Linked DNA regions of Homo sapiens: region 1 is linked to region 2. A link is a loop called in an ENCODE intact Hi-C map of the cell type or tissue named here. Cell type or tissue: B cell. All regions are shown on one strand. Each heading gives the region's core, and the rest is flanking DNA. Links, peaks and the distances in the headings are about the cores only. Region 1 overlaps WAC (WW domain containing adaptor with coiled-coil). Region 2 overlaps LINC02652 (long intergenic non-protein coding RNA 2652).

Region 1 (8,515 bases), core at 1,972-6,971, 140 kb before region 2:
GGGACCAGATTCCACATTCTATGGAGATTTACTTAGACTGCTTATCAAAAACAAAACTTAAAATGGGTGAGGAGTAAGATAAAGATATTTTTCTGAAAGACTAAGAATAAACTAACATTCTTAAACAGATTTCAAATTCACATAAGAGGTTTTATACAAAGCATGGCAGGCAGTACATCTTTACATTCCAACTAGAAAGATGCCCTTTGGACCTGAAGGTAGTGCAGATTTGCCCCTGAATAAAATGACAATAATAAGGTAAACAAAGTTAAATGTCTCAGAATAAAAGCTTCAGCTTATATTACCTTACATACTTTCTTTGGTATTTCATTTGAGCCTCTTACTTTCTCCGTGTATCTCTTTCCAAACTGAAGTAATACACAAGTAGAAGAACAAACTGATTGTGCACATCCTTCCCAAGGCTGGGGTAATGGTGGTTATGATTTTCTAGAGCCATACCGAAAAGAAGTGCTACAACACAAAATTCCTTTTAAATCTCCTATCTTAAAATATCACATGAATTTTTATATGCGACCTCACAAGTTTTAGATTTCTTTTATTATAATACAGAATCTAAGGCTAAGAGAAAGAATATAGTAAGACTTCTGAACCTATCCAGTAAGAGCAGAATCCACGCATAAAACTTGAACTCAGAATTTCAATCCCAAATCTAGTGAGTATTCAAGCACACAAAGGAAGATAATATATACATGCTGGTGAGAGACAGAGTGCATAAAGGGTACTTTTTACTGTATAAACAGCATTGTCTCCATTGCTTCATTGGGTCACACACTGGGTCACACAATGATCCAAAAAAGCAACGGAGGCAATGCCATTTATACAGTCAAGTACCTTTATGCACTGTGTATATTACCAAGGAAAAGCTCGCTATTTAACGACAAAAAAAAAAAAAAATTCATCTACCCAAGAAATACTGTATCAGTGAGTAAGTGGGATAAAAATGTTTTTAAATGTTGTACATTTAAACCAACCTCAAGAAATTAAAGTTAGGACTGATAAAGTTAAGTCTTAAAGGAGTCTAAGAAAAGGATGCTATTGGGAATGACTTGGTTTAGGGAGAAGAGCAGGACAGATATAGGGGCTCTATACTTAAGCTTGCAACTTTAAGAACTTAAATGGTGAGCAAAATTCTCCCTTCCAGTGCTTAGCCAGGGCAAATTATAAAATGGAGATGTAACAACATGACTGGATGCTAGTTTCAGACCACCGTCCAAGGGTCGGTACAAGAGAATGACATTTTCCCTGACAAAATCTTCAGTATTTTTGACAGAATAATCCCTATTTGGCATCTTCTGAAACTTCAGAAGCTAAAATTTAAGGGTGAGAAGGACACAACCTATAGTTTCAAAGAGTGAGGGCCTAGGAAAATAATCAGAAAATGGTCCAAAAAAAATTCATCAAAACATACCTGACTCAGCGAGAAATGGACATTAAGCAATTACAATGCCCTTCCATTTACAAAAGGGAACCAGGATATTAGGAGTAGGGAAAGCAGAGGGAGGACATACAACTCTATATGATTAAATGGCAGTGGGAAAGGCAACCAGCTTTCAAAAAGGTGGAACAACAGTTTTCAGTCTACTCAGGAGCAAAATATTATGGCATTTATGTCCTTATTCAGACCCTGACAACCGCCAGAATTTATTACCAGATCCACAGACTTAGAAGTCTTAGTGTCTTTATTCTCTTTAAGACACTAAGGAAGGAACAGGTATATCTGTATACTAAATGAAATAATTCAAAGACATCTACCATCTCATATTGCTTTCAGACAAAAGCAAAAATAGGACTGAATAAAGCTCAGTAGTGGATCTGAATCTTTAGTATATTAAAAATTGTAGATCTCAAAGTTGTCTTTCTCAGAGATTCTAATTCACAGTAATTTTTAAATTTTTTTGTTTTGTTTTGTTTTGAGACAGGATCTCTCAGTTACCCAAGCTGGAATGCAGTGGCACGATCTTGACTCACTGCAACCTCTGCCTCCCGGGCTCAAGAGATCCTTGTGCCTCAGCCTCCCAAGTAGCTGGCACTACAGATATACGCTACCATGTCCCACTAATTTTTGTATTTTTAGTAGAGACGTTCACTTTGTTGGCCAGGCTATTTTCGAACTCTTGTCCTCAAGTGATCCATCCACCTGCCTTGGTCTCCCAAAGTGCTGGGACTGAAGGCAAGAGCCACCATGCCTGGCTTAATACCTGAATTTTTAATAGGCATTCCCAGGATGGTTCTAGTATAGTTAGCACCCAGGCCACACATTGGGAAACAAAGGTTTACGAAGTCAAATGGTAGAGGACACTCAACGAATCTCCCCTGAAAAGATGGCAATATGCTAAAAATAAACTGATGATCATACCCTCTTCACTTACAGAGATTATTATACTCTACAGGTCAGTACCTTCCCAAGATCTTCTTCCTCTGTTACTCTGAATGCTGTACTACCTTCCAGTGTCCTTGGCCTTTCATCACTCCTAACCAGCGGCCACAGCACTTAAAAGAGTTTCACCAAGAAAGCCACATATCTGTACTATACGGTTTTTCTGCTATAACATGATAAATGTTCGCCTTGAAAAGACTGAATTCTGCAAAACTGCATATTAAAAAGTCTTATGGGAAAAATAGAACAAAGCCGTTCAAAATTATGCAACTTTATTATCAGAGTACTAATAAAAACTTGAATAGCACAGACAAGCAGCTCAGCATGGAAATCAATTACTTTCAAGAGATAATAATGCAAAAAAAACCATTAGGATAAAAATGCAGCTATTTAGGGGTAAGAACATGGAAATGGAAGTAACTTCTGAGCATTATCCTTGACTAAAAAAAATTTGTACACACGAACCAATACAACTTTAGTTTATAATAATATCATTCTGCAATTTACCAACTGTATATCAAGAAACCTGGTGGTGAAAAGCGAAACTTATAGCTAACCAGGTTTTGTCTCTTGCGGGAGGGAAAAATGGATCACAACAAGTATCAACAATTTGACAGCTGGTTGTACAGTTACTCCCTCTACATTTGTGCTATTCAATGACAGTCACTGGCCACACATAGCTACTAAGCACTTGAAACACAGCTAGTAGGAATTGGGATTTTCTGTATGTGTAAAATAGATACTAGATTCCAAGACTTAGGTAAAAAAACAAATGCAAAATATCACATTAATATTTTTATATTGATTACATGAAGTATTTTAGCTGTATCTGGTTAAATAATAAATATAATTGAAATTCCAGATGTTGGCTACTAAAAAACTTAAAACTGCATATGAGACTCACTGGACAGCATTGCTCTCCATGAAGGTGAGCTGATATTTAGTGAAAGGGGGCCAGGGATGCCTACTGGGCATTATACATGTCTCCCAAAGAACTGTCTAACATCTGAAAACAAGCTGCTTATAATTAACTGAGTCTAGAACCAAAATCTGCTTAGCACAGCATGCTAAATTTTCCAGGAATACAGCTGCTATGCAAATTGTACTGTATAAAACTTAATTCTTTTTTACACATGAACCAATACAACTTTAGTTTATAATAAGGTCATTTTTTGGAACTTTTATCAAAATGTTCACTACTTGGAAAAATCTCACCACTGACAATAATGCTATATATATAATACATCTGCCTTATATCTGTCACAAACAAATGACATTAAGTAGATTCCTTTGTTGACAGGTTCAAACATTGAAGTGGCAGAGATAAACGCTAGATGAAACACTCAACAAATTTCATTGTTTAAAAAACAGTACTGCCGTATCTTATCTTAAATATATATATATGGCTACATATTTTTAGCACAGTGCTACAAAGAGTTTGTGAAAATTACACGTAACATTATTTCTATCTGCAGGCAGTATATGTTATTATGTATATATTACTATGGCGATTTTATACCATACAGTCATGTGCTGCTTAAAGACAAGGATACGTTCTGAGCAATATGTTGTCGAGCAATTTTGTTGTGCAAACATCCTAAGAGTGTACTAACGCAAACCTAGATGGTATAGTCTACTACACACCTTGGCTATGTGGTATAACCTATTGCTCCTAGGCTATAAATCTATACAGCCTGTAACTGTACTGAAGACTGTAGGCAACTATAATACAATGTTAGTATTTGTGTATCTAAGCATATCTAAACATAGAAAAGGTACAGTAAAAATACATTATGAGATCACCTTCACATACACAGTACTTCATTTATGGAAACATTATGCGACAGGAGAGTTTTAAAATGGGAGGCGGCACGTGCAAAAGAATGAAACTGAGTTGTGTTTGAAAAGACACTACCAGAAAGTGAAAAGACAACACATAGAATGTTGCTAATCATACATCTGGTAAGACTTTTACCTAATTCTACCAGTAAGAACTCCACAGCTCAATAAAAATAATCTGATTAAAAATGAGTAAAAAATCTGAACAAACATTTCCTCAAAGATGACATACAAATTGCCAAAGCGCATATCAAAGATGAACAATGGCATTAGCCATTGGGGAAATGCAAATCAAACCTGCAGGGAAATAACACTTCACACCCACTAGAATAGCTATAGTCAAAAAGACAGGCAAAAACAAGTGTTGGTGAGGATGCAGAAAAACTGGAACCCTCTTATACAAACTGCTAATGTGAAAGTAAAATACTGCATCTGCTTTGGCAAACAGTCTGGTAGTTCCTGAAAATGTTAAGCATAGTTATCTGTAGCCATAAAAAAGAACAAAAGCACATCATATATACAAACAAAACATTGGGTACTCGGGGACGTAAAGATGGCAACAACAGAAACTGGGGACTACTAGAAGGGGAGGAAAGGAGGAGATAAGGGTTGAAAAACTAACTGTTGGGCACTATGCTCAGTACCTGGGTGATGGGATCATTCGTACCCCAAACCTCAGCATCACTCAATATACCCAAGTAACAAATCTGCAAATGTACCCAACTAAATCTTACACAAACAAAAACTTAAAAACAGGATATCCTCTATTAGTTGAAGATATATACAAAATACTAATAATAAACAAGTACTATAATCCTGGGTTAAACAGAACATCAACATTTACCAAATAATAAGCTCTAGGTACCATTAATGTAACTTTTTCTTTGATTCATTGATTCATTCATTCATTCAAACATCTACTTGTGTACCTAAAATGTACTGGCACTATACTGGCAAACAAGAATAAAGCAGTGAAAAAGAGATGAAAAAAACCACCGACCAACCAATCAGTTATATGAGCCAGCAATCCCACGCCTAGGTACATATTCAGAAGAAATGAAAATATATGCCCAAACACTGTACATGAATATTCATAATGCATTATTCTTGGCTGGGCACAGTGGCTCACACCTGTAATCCTAGCACTTTGGGAGGCTGAGGCAAGCGGATTGCCTGAGCTCAGGAGTTTGAGACCAGCTTGGGCAACATGGTGAAACCCCGCCTCTACTAAAAATACAAAAAATTAGCTGGGTGCGGTGCTGTGTGCCTGTAGTCCCAGCTACTGAGGAGGCTGACACAGGAGAATCGCCAGAACCCGGGAGGCAGAGGCTGCAGTGAGCTGAGATTGCACCACTGCAGTCCAGCCTGGGCAACAGAATGAGACACTGTCTCAAAAACAGCAACAGGCCGTGCACACTGGCTCACTCCTGTAAGCTCAGCACTTTGGGCAGCCAAGGCAGGCGGACTGCCCGAGGTCAGGAGTTTGAGACCAGCCTGGCCAACATGGGGAAACCCCGCCTCTACTAAAAATACAAAAATAAGCCAGGTGTGGTGACGCATGCCTGTAATCCCAGCTACTTGGGAGGCAGAGGCAGGAGAATCACTGGAACCTGGGAGGCGGAGGTTGTAGTGAGCCGAGATCGTGACACTGTACACAGAGCAAGACTGTCTAAAAAAAACAAAAACAAAACAAAACAAAAAAACACATAATGCATTATTCTTAAAGTCAAAAAATAAAAACCAAATGTTTACCAATTGACAAGAAAATGTGGCATAATCATGCAACAGAATATCATTTAGCAACAAAAAGAAATGAGTACTAATACATGCTACAACATAAATGAATCTCAAAAATATGCCAAGTGAAATACCCCAGTCACAAAAGATCAAATATGGTATGAGCCCATTTATTCAAAACATTAAGAATAGACAAACCTGTCGAGACAGAAAATGCAGTAATAGTTTCTTAGAGCTGAGGGTGAGGGGGGTGTTGGGGGATGACAGTTAAAGGGTTTGTAAGTGATATAAATATTCTAAAGTTGATTTAGAACATTGGTGACTACTAACTGTGAATATATTAAAAATCAGTGAACTATACACTTCAAATGGCTGAATGGTATGGTATGTGAATTACACATAAATAAAACTTACGCCCCCACCAAAAAAAGCAATCTACTATACATGTGACTTTAATTTGTCTAGCTTAGACACAGTCCTTAATTCTTCAGTTCTCAACACCTAATCCCATGGGATGCTTTGAATAGAAAGTGGTGCACGACTGTGAATCTGGAATAAGCTGTACTGACATTCTCTTATGGCTTAAATGTACCTTATAGGCTCTGAGAATTACTGGAGTAAAATTTTAACCTAGGAAGCGAAAGCCTAAGTACTGATATGTAAAACAATATGGGTGAGCTTTGCAAACACTAAGTGAAAGAAGCCAGTCACAAAAGACCACATACTGTGTAATCAGTTTATATGACATATCCAGAAAACAAAAATCTAGAGAGACAGAAAGTAGATCAGTAATTGGGGAGTTGGGCTTTGAGAAGAAAAAATGAAAGTGACTGCTAATGGGTATACAGTAATTTTGGGGGGGAGATGACAATTGTTATGTGAATTTCATCTCGATTTTTAAAAATAATCAGGAATTCCAGACCAGCCTAGGGAAATATAGGGAGAGATTCTGTCTCTACAATAATACTAACAAATATCTTAAAAATAGAAAAAAAAATAGCCATGTAAAATATTTTTTAAAAGAGATGGCTGGTCTAACCATGTTAAGAGCCACTCCTTTAGTGAGACTAGCAATCAGGCAATCTGGGCTTCACTTCAGATTTTGCCTCTACCTAGGTGGGGGCCCACCTGTGGTCACTTGTCAAATAAGATATTGCCTGACACTGTACACAGCTGAAATAATCACAACAAAGTCTAAAATGAGATACTTATGAATGTTTCTAACTTCTTTTGACCCCTGCCATCTGACTTTTCACTAAGGAATTAGCTAAGATTTCAAGAGTAAGGTTTTTGTTGTTGTTGCTGAGACTGAGTTTCGCTCTCATCGCCAAGGCTGGAGTGCAATGGTGCAACCTTGGCTCACCGCAACCTCTGCCTCCCGGGTTCAAGCAATTCTCCTGCCTCAGCCTCCCAAGTAGCTGGGATTACAGGTGCCCACTACCACGCCAGGCTAATTTTTGTATTTTTAGTAGAGACGGGGTTTCACCATATTGCCCAGGCTGGTCTGGAACTTCTGACCTCAAGTGATCAGCCCACCTCCACCTCCCAAAGTGTGGGATTACAGGTGTGAGCCACCACACCCAGCCAAGAGTAAGATTTTTAGATCCTTTATACATTCTGTATCTACTCTCCTCTATCTCCCACTCTATTTCTTGGTCATGTTTGATTTCTCAGCTTAAATGTCACATCCTCAGAAAAGCCTTTCTTGACCACCAAATTTAAAGCAAGCCCCCATCATAGCACACATCTCTCCTTAATGGCTTTTTTTTTTTTTTTTTGGAGACAGAGTCTCACTCTGTTGCCCAGGCTGGAGTGCAGTGGTGCGATCTCGGCTCACTGCAAAATCTGCTGCCCAGGTTCAAGCAATTCTCCTGCCTCGGCCTCTCAAGTAGCTGGGATTACATGCACCTGCCACCAAGCCCGGCTAATTTTTGTACTTTTAGTAGAGATGGGGTTTCACCATCTTGGCCAGGCTGGTCTTGAACTCCTAACCTCGTGATCCACCCGCCTCGGCCTCCCAAAGTGCTGGGATTACAGGCCTGAGCCACTGTGCCTGGACAACAGCTGCTTTTATGCAGTGTAATTACATCCTATATTGCTCCCTGTTTTATTTTTAAATTAAGTAGTTATTCTAAGGGAGGAAAGCATTCCTCTGAGAGAAAAAATATAGGTTAGTGTAAAACAGTAAGTTTTATAAAAATTTATCAAATTATAATAAGATTCTAAAAGGTGAGCAAGTAATATAGCTAAAAAACTGAGTATTATCCCTTTTCCAAGCTGACTGATTAGAGTTACAAGAACAGAAGGCAAAAAGAAACAGAGGCAGGTACCTGCATACACATAGGTGTCTCCAAGTAATTTTACCTCCTGACCCTAATTAACCAAGAAGTGGATTTCAACTTTGGAAGCCACATGGAACTCACCTCTCAATCTGAAAAGGAGTGAAAATGAGCACAAAGCAATCTTCAAGTACATGCTGCGCTTTCATCTGTCTGAGTTACATTAAGATAGTAAAGTAAGGCAAGCTACAAAAATCATCTC
Region 2 (8,515 bases), core at 1,362-6,361:
AAATTTTCCCTTTAAGTTGCGATGGGAATCCAGAAAACGCCATATGGACCCCTCTGTGAGTAGCATGGAAAGAGGAAACCACTTATTTATTTATTTATTTTTAAAGAGTCTCACCTTGTTGCCCAGGCTGGAGTGGAGTGATGGATCTGCAACTTCCATCTCCCGGATTCAAGTGATTCTCCTGCCTTGGCCTCCCGAGTAGCTGGGATTACAGGCACCTGTCATCACGCCTGGCTAATTTTTGTATTTTTAGTAAAGACAGAGTCTCACCATGTTGGGCAGGCTGGTCTGGAGCTCCTGACGTCAAATGATCCACCCGCCTTGGCCTCCCAAAGTGTTGGGATTATAGACGTGAGCCATCACACCCAGCTGGAAACCACTTCTAATAATGTAACAGGTTATATATTGACACATAGACAGTTTTTATGAGATTATACTATCTCTCTACATTTTTTTCTTTTTATTGAGATGGAATCTCACTCTGTCACCCTGGCTGAAGTGCAGTGACATGATTTCAGCTCACTGCAACCTCTGCCTCCCGAGTTCAAGCGATTCTTGTGCCTTAGCCTCCAGAGTAGCTGGGATTACAGGCGCGTGCCACCATGCCCAGCTAATTTTTCTATTTTTAGTAGAGATGGGGTTTCACTATGTTGCCTAGGCTGGTCTCCAACTCCTGACCTGAAGTGATCTGCCCATCTCAGCCTCCCAAAGTGCTGGGATTACAGGCATGAGCCACTACGCCCGACCTATTTACACATATTTTTTAAACTGCTTTTTAAATCTTAACATTATACCATGGACATCTTTTCACATAGTAAATACAAATTTTCCTCATGTTTCCAACAGTACAGTAAGAGGCACAGTAGAACCTAGGAATTAAGAGCATGGACTACAAAAAAAAAAAAAAGTTATAGGCCGGGCATGGTGGCTCACGTCTGTAATCCCAGCACTTTGGGAGGCCGAGGCGGGTGGATCACCTGAAGTCAGGAATTCGAGGCCAGCCTGGCCAACATGGTGAAACCCCGTCTCTACTAAAAATACAAAAAAAAAAAAAAAAAAAATTAGCCGAGTGTGGTGGCAGGCGCCTGTAATCCCAGTTAATCTGGAGGCTGAGGCAGGAGAATTGCTTGAACCTGGGAGGTGGAGGTTGCAGTTAGCTGAGATCACACCATTGCACTCCAGCCTGGGGGACAAAAGCGAGACTGTGTCTCAAAAAAAAAAAAAAAAAAAAAAAAGCATGGACACTACTCGGGTTGGATACTAACTTGTGCCCCTTAGGTTGTGTGTGAACTTGGACAAATGACTTCCCCTCTCTGCGTCTTAATTTCTCTATGCATAAAATGTGTTCTGATAAAATGCTTGTAGTGGCATATGAAAAATGCTCAATATCAGTAATCCTCAAAGAAATGCAAATTAAAATCACAGTGAGATATCATCTTATACCAATCAGATTGGCTAGTATTAAGAAGTAAGACGATAACAGATGTTGTTGAGGATATAAAGAAAAAGGAATGCTTATACACTGTTGGGGGGAATGTAAATTAGTACAACTTTTATGAAAAACAGTATGGAGATTTCTCAAAGAACTAAAAATAGAACTATCATTTGATCCAGCAACCCCACTACTGGGTATCTACCCAAAGGAAAGAAATCATTATAGCAAAAAGATACCTGCATTCGTATGTTTATCCCAGCACTATTCAAAATAGCAAAGATATGGAATCAACCTAAGTATCCACCAATGGCTGACTCGATAAGGAAAATGTGGTGTATATATACAATGAAATACTATTCAGTCATAAAAAAGAATAAAATGTTTTTTGCAGCAACATGGATGGAACTGGAGGCCATTATCTTAAGGGAAACAACTCAGAAAGTCAAATACCGCATGTTCTCACTTATAAGTGGGAGATGAGTCATGTGTACACATAGACATAGAGTGTGCAATGGTAAACACGGGGGACTGGGAAAAGTGGGAGGGTGGAGGAGGGTGGGTGATGAGAAGTTACTTGGGTCCAGTCCACAGTCTTTAGGTGATGGATGCACTAAAAACCCAGACCTCACCACTGTGTAATATATCCATGTAATAAAACTACACTTGTACCCCTGAAATGTATACAAATAGGCCGGGTGTAGTGGCTCATGCCTGAAATCCCAGCATTTTGGGAGGCTGAGGTGGGCCGATCACCTGAGGTCAGGAGTTTGAGACCAGCCTGGCCAACATGGTGAAACCCTGTCTCTGCTAAAAAATACAAAAATTTTTTGTGCACCAGGCATGGTGGTGCATGCCTGTGGTCCCAGCTACTGGGGAGGCTGAGGTAGGAGAATCGCTTGAACCTGGGAGGCGAAGGTTGCAGGTGAGCTGAGATCACACCCCTGCACTCCAGTCTGGGTGACAGAGCAAGACTCTGTCTCAAAAAAAAAAAAAAAAAAAAAGAGTATACAAATAAAAGAAAAGGAAAAAAATGCTTGTTGTGGGGATGAAATAATTAATGCGGATAAAGCCTCTAGAATAGTGCTAGGGCATGTAACAAGCCATAACGATTCTGTCTATCCTTAGTGAAGTTTTAAGTTCTTTTTAAACTTTATTACAAACAATGCTACAATGAAGGTTTTATCACATCTTTTTGAACACTTTACTAGTGTTTTTACAGGACAGAAGTCAGAATGAGGGATCATGTAGGATGTTCACACAAAATTAGAATGGACATTGCCTAACTGCCTTCCAAAGTTGTACCCATTTACCCTCCAGCCAAGAGTGTACAAAATGGTTCATATTCCCAGACTTTTGCCCAAACTGGATTCTATCATTTTGAAAAAAGTCTGCCCATCTAATAACAACTGATCTTTGACACATTGAATTACAGTATAAAGAGGGCTTTACCCAAATGGCCCACAAGGCTACCTAACTGGGCAGAGGCCATACATACGTATTTTAAAATTGCAATAGAAAATTCTTTATTCAACATCGAGGCTTATAAAATTCTTATCTTTTCCTCCATAAGGCTTCTATGTGTCTTTATTCTGAACTAAGGGTATATGAAAATAAATTTTCCTTTCCTTGATTTCCTTCCTTTTAAATTCTGCAGATGCTGTGAAATACTTCAGTACTCAGGAGAAGTCACGTTCTGGTTGCTGCAAGCGTGTGATACCCTGTCATTAAAATAAGAAATAGATTGTTATCCTCTGCCCTCCTCTGTGCATATATATATGTGTGTATGTGTGTGTGTGTGTGTGTGTGTGTGTGTATAGATAGATTTTTTTCTTTTTTTTGAGACAGAGTCTCACTCTGTCATCCAGGCTGGAGTGCAGTGGTGCGATCATGGCTCACTGCAGCCTTAATCTCCTGGACTCAAGTGATCCTCCCACCACAGCCCCCCAGTAGCTGGGATTACAGGCACATGCCACCACACCTGGGGTAATAATTACACATATGATTATATATATATATATATATGTATTTTTTTTTTTTGTAGAGACTGGGTCTAGGTATGTTGCCCAGGCTGGTCTTGAACTCCTCAGTGCAAGGGATCCTCCCACCTCAGCCTCCCAAAATGCTAAGATTGCAGGTGTGAGCCACCAGGCCCCACCCTTTGTGCATTTTCTGAGACCTATCTTTCCAAAACTGGTCTCTAGGAGATGAGCAGGCAGGTTGTAAAGGATTTAGTCTCTATCACAGACCCAAATCGGAGAGAAACAACTTGGAAACGCCAGGGTTAAATCAAATTAGTGTTCAAGGCCATATTTCCGCTTTTTCATGTTCCTGAGTTCGGAATCCACATTTGGCCGCTGGGCAGTGGGAATTAAGGAAGTTCTCTGGGCTGCCCTGTCGGCTCCAGGGGTTTTATCTGCCATCTTGTTCGCCCTCTACTGGTGTTTCAAGAGAAGAACATGAATGGGAAGAATGGCTTTCTCTGACCCTGGGAGATTTTTTCTTGCTTATTTTCGTTCTGGGAAATCAAAATTCCAGTTGAATTCCGTAACTATAAAAATGTTAAGAGAAGACATGTGGGTTTCAATGGAATAGACTAATTTGAATTACCATAGGTTTTCGGAGATGGGGTATGGAGATAGGAAAAAACTCTGGCTTTACTTCTTTTTATATATGTCTTACTGTTTAGTTCTTCAACTATGCATTTTCTGGTATGTATAATGGTCCTAAATCATAAATTTAAAGAATAGAATGCATGTGAATCTATATCAATATCTATCTCTGTCTACATGAGCTATCTACATCTATTCATATAGCTGTATATATTCTGGAACCTTGCCAATCTGGGGAACTCAGAGCTGAAAGCATCCTAAGAGACTGAAAAAGAACACAGGGGTTGACACCTTCCACTTATAACCAGACCCCTCAATCCAACAAAATATAATCGAATGTTTTCAGAGCCCTAAAAGGCTTTTTTTTTTTTTTTAACTTGAGATGGAATCTTGCTCTGTCGCCCAGGCTGGAGTGCAGTGGTGTGCTCTTGGCTCACTGCAACCTCTGTCTCCCAGGTTCAAATGATCAAGCAATTCTCATGCCTCAGCCTCCCGAGTAGCTGGGATTACAGGCACGCAACACCATGCCTGGCTAATTTTTGTATTTGTAGTAGAGATAGAGTTTTGCCATGTTGGCCAGGCTGGTCTTGAACTCCTGACCTCAGGGGATCTGCCCTCCTCAGCCTCCCAAGGGATTACAGGCATGAGCCACTGCGCCCAGCCAAAAGGCTTTCTTTAATTTACAAGTTCTGTATAAGATCTATTCTAGGAAATTCTCAAAGCTTCTAGGCATTATAATGATAAAGATTCATTGAAGAGCCCATTATTTCAAGAGTTCTGGTTTGCATGTGAAGTGCATGCAAGACAGCAAACCCCACACAGGGAGGTGACGTCACACAGGGAGGTGAGGGCCCCAGTCACCAGCCTCCATTCTGAGCAGGTGGTGGTGTTTTTCTTAGTCTGGCATTCTTTACATCCCTCTGGTCAAAATAATTGGCAGATGAGCCAAACCTGGCCGCTTCTTCGCTGGGATTTTACGTTAATGCTGGAAGAGAGAAGCTGTCTGTTTTCTCTAGGGTAACACCTCTGGGTTATAAAGGTCTAAACCTGTCTGTGATACTCATCTATTCCCACCGACTTTATGGTGGACACCCAGGAGAGTGGACATGCAGAGAAGTAGACACAACTGAAATGTGTTTTGAGGTAGAATCTGCTGGAGGATTGAATTAGAGGCAAGAGACATGCAAAAGGTAAGAGTCAAGAATAACTTCTAGATTTCTAAATGAGGTCCTGGATGAATGTGTTGCTATTTCTTAATATGGGGGAGAACCAGGAGTGGGATGGGAGATGAAACCAAAGCTTGGCAGTGACAATTGGGAGTTCTGTTTTGGACATATGGACTTTGAGATGCTGTGAGATAGCCGAGTGGAAATGTCAAGTACGTAGTTATATATGTGACTTTTGAGAAAGGGAAAAAGATTTGAGCTGGACGTATTAATTTAGAAGCTGTGACATAAACTGTATGTAAAGATATTGGAGTGGATGAGAATATTTAGGTATAGAAGATATTAAAAAGAGGGCCCAGGACCAAGTTTTGAGGAGAATCAAATTTTGCTGATTGAGTAGAGAAGGAGAACTTAACACAGGAGATGCTGGTAAGGTGGGGAAAAGTAGAATGGGAATAGGTTGCCACAGAATTGGAGAGAAGAGGGTGTCAAAAAGGGGAGAGTGGTCAACTCAGTCAAAAGCTGATGAGAATTAGAGAAAGTTGAGGTCAGAGACACATTCATTGGGCGTGGCAATATACACAGCATTGGTGAAGTTGACAACAGCATTTTCGGTAGAGTAATGGGCATGAAAAGTAGTTTTGAGGCAGGGAGAATAGGGTCTGGAGGCAGGGAACCTAAGGCCGATTCACGCTGACTTCCTAGAACTAAATCAAAAGGAAAACCCCACCTTTCCACACCCAAGTAACAAAAGGACAGGAGGCTACTTTGTTTGCAACCGCCTGCCCCTTTTTCTGCCTGGCAGATGGAAAATTGAAAGTACCTCTGATTGGTTGCTTTCCTCAACCAATAAGACGTTTGCATAGGAGTGTAACTTTGTAACTTCACTTCAGCCTCTGAGCCTCTGATTGGTTGCTTTCTACAACCAATCAGACTGATTGTAGGCCAACTCTTCCTTTGCATAGAAGTGTAACTTTGTAAGTTTACTTTAGCCTCTGATTGGTTGCTTTTCACAGCCAATCAGATGTTTGCATAGGGTGTAACCTTTGTGACTTCACTTCAGCCTCTGTTGGTTGCAGCAGCCAATCAGACTGATTGCAGGCTACTACTTCATTTGCATGGGGGGGTACACCAAGTGGCCAATGGGAAACCTCTAGAGGGTATTTAAACCCCCAGAAAAAATTCTGTAACAAGGCTCTTGAGCCACTATGCTTGGCCTGCTCCCACCCTGTGGAGTGTACTTTCGTTTTCAATAGATCTCTGCTTTCATTGCTTCATTCTTCCCTTGCTTTGTTTGTGTGCTTTGCCCAATTGTTTGTTCAAAATGCCAAGAACCTGGACACCCTCCACTGGTAACAGTTTGAAGAAGGTTAAAAAGGAATGGTGGTGACCAGCAGTGCAGATGGCATTGTGGGTTCAAGGGAAACTGATGACCACCCCCCCACACACACATGCACGCACACACAGAGTACAAATAAGTAGTGCAATCAACAGAGTATTTAAAAAATATTTTAGAGACTGTCATTGTGTCCTCTGGTGTAAAAATTCATTCCATATGTCTTTGACTCCTAAACAATCAGAGCCCAAAATCATGAAGACTACAACATAAATATTGAGGGGTCCTTAGGTATAAAAGTGGAGGAGCTACTCTCACTTCCACTCCTTGCTTCCCCATTCATATACAGTTTATTCAAATTATTCATGGTAGTTACATCCTATAAAGTTTCTTCTAATGCTGAATTGGCAAATAATGAACTGTTGCTCCAAGAGGAAAGACTAGGTTATGTTCCTGTGAGCCTCTGGTCATAAAATTTTTGCCAAACAAAATGCCACCCTAGGCATTATATAGGTTTGTTTGCCAATGTCCTTGTAAAACAAGCCAGTCTCATCAGCATTGAAAGCCTACTCTTGTACATAACCCTTTCCTGTATAACAGTTGGCAGATATTTAAAAAAATTCATCTGCAGCCTCCTGATCTGCAGAACCTGCCTCACATGCAAGTTTAATGTTTCTCAAGCTCTGTTGCCTTTTGAAATGTGAAAGCCAGCCAGCACTAGCTCAGAAGAGTTTCACATTTTCATACCCCTGGGTGTGATGGTTAATTTTATGTGTCAACTTGACTGGGCCTTGGGGTGCCCAGATATTTGGTTAAGCATTATTTCTGGGAGTGTATGCGAGGGTCTCTCTGGATGAGATTAACGTTTGAAACAGTAGACTGAGTAAAGCAGATTGTCCTATCTAATCAGTCAAAAGCCCGAATAGAATAAAAAGCTGAGTAAGAAGGAACTGTCTATCTCTGCCTCACTGTCTTCAAGCTTGATCATTGGTAGTCTCTTGCCCTTGGGCTTGGACTAGAATTTAAGCCATTAAATTTTTTAAAAAGAGCTTAGGTCATTGCTAATTCCTTATAATAAATTACTCTCTCTCCATATATATATTTATATATGTATATATACACTATATATGCTATATATGAGATACATATATTATGTATATGCTACATTATATATATATAGCAAGGATATATATATATATATATATATATATATATATATATATATATATCTTATTGGTTCTGTTTTTCTAGAGAACCCTAATCCACTAGGTAATGTGTCTATAAATTTATTACTGGAGCGGCCTGACTTATAGGTCAGTGCATTTCTTTCTCCTTTTCCTGGATGTATTGTGTTGTTGATTCATTCACATTGAACTCACAGCCAACAGCACTATAACTTATGCCTGAATGAAGCTTATCTAACACATACATTTTCTCCATAAGGCACATCACAGTCTTCCTGTTTTTAGGAATACTAGACAGCACTTTAGCATTATGCTTAGGGGCCATTTCAAACAGCAGAATCACCAACAAAAAGCATAGAAAGTGGGAAATATGGCACTAAATAGACACTGAAAATAATGCTTATTTATAGTATGGGATCTGAAACAAGAAACATTGCCTTGTTCAGCCTGAGCTGGCAACATGCAGAGGGCAACTGACATTTCTTGCCACCTCTGCACATGTCCTCAAATAACCATGAAAGTGCCATTGGTATTGATTTTAGGGTTATAAATAAATTTTAGCAAGTAGGCAAATTTGCAAGCACAGAAGTTATGAATGATGAGGATTGACTATATGTTGGTTTTGGAAAAACCAATACCATATATTGATGATCAGTTCAGAGTCTATACCAAAATTCTATAGCAGGGCTGCAACATGACATGTCTTTCCAGCTGGTGCTAGCATGTTATTTAGACCCGTCTGTAATCCAGGTTCAAATTTTTCTCATCAGCTAACAGGATATAAT

The links. Hi-C counts contacts between places; a loop is a spot of excess contacts. Peaks named below come from ENCODE experiments on the same cell type or tissue, not always from the same donor. Only the 100,000 strongest peaks of a DNase experiment are listed, where the experiment ranks them.
Region 1: it touches region 2 in a loop (3-fold over the local background); 36 of 110 quality-filtered maps call a loop at or near these places.

Annotation. Positions count from the first base shown.
Region 1 is chr10:28,571,575-28,580,089 of GRCh38, reverse strand. All of the region lies in intron 3 of WAC (WW domain containing adaptor with coiled-coil), which reads right to left. Among named protein-coding and RNA genes, the nearest start is that of WAC, 43 kb to the right of the region's middle. In B cell, for the core only: no CTCF peak of the experiment used is centred there; no DNase peak of the experiment used is centred there; H3K27ac peaks cover 576 bases.
Region 2 is chr10:28,427,682-28,436,196 of GRCh38, reverse strand. LINC02652 (long intergenic non-protein coding RNA 2652) reads left to right here. Exons shown (of 3, transcript NR_134496.1): 2 at 1-55; 3 at 3,090-3,189. It also overlaps the pseudogene RPSAP10. Among named protein-coding and RNA genes, the nearest start is that of LINC02652, 64 kb to the left of the region's middle. RefSeq lists an enhancer at 3,781-3,890. In B cell, for the core only: CTCF peaks have their summits at 3,653 and 3,859 (motif pointing left); a DNase peak (open chromatin) is centred at 3,826; H3K4me3 peaks cover 369 bases.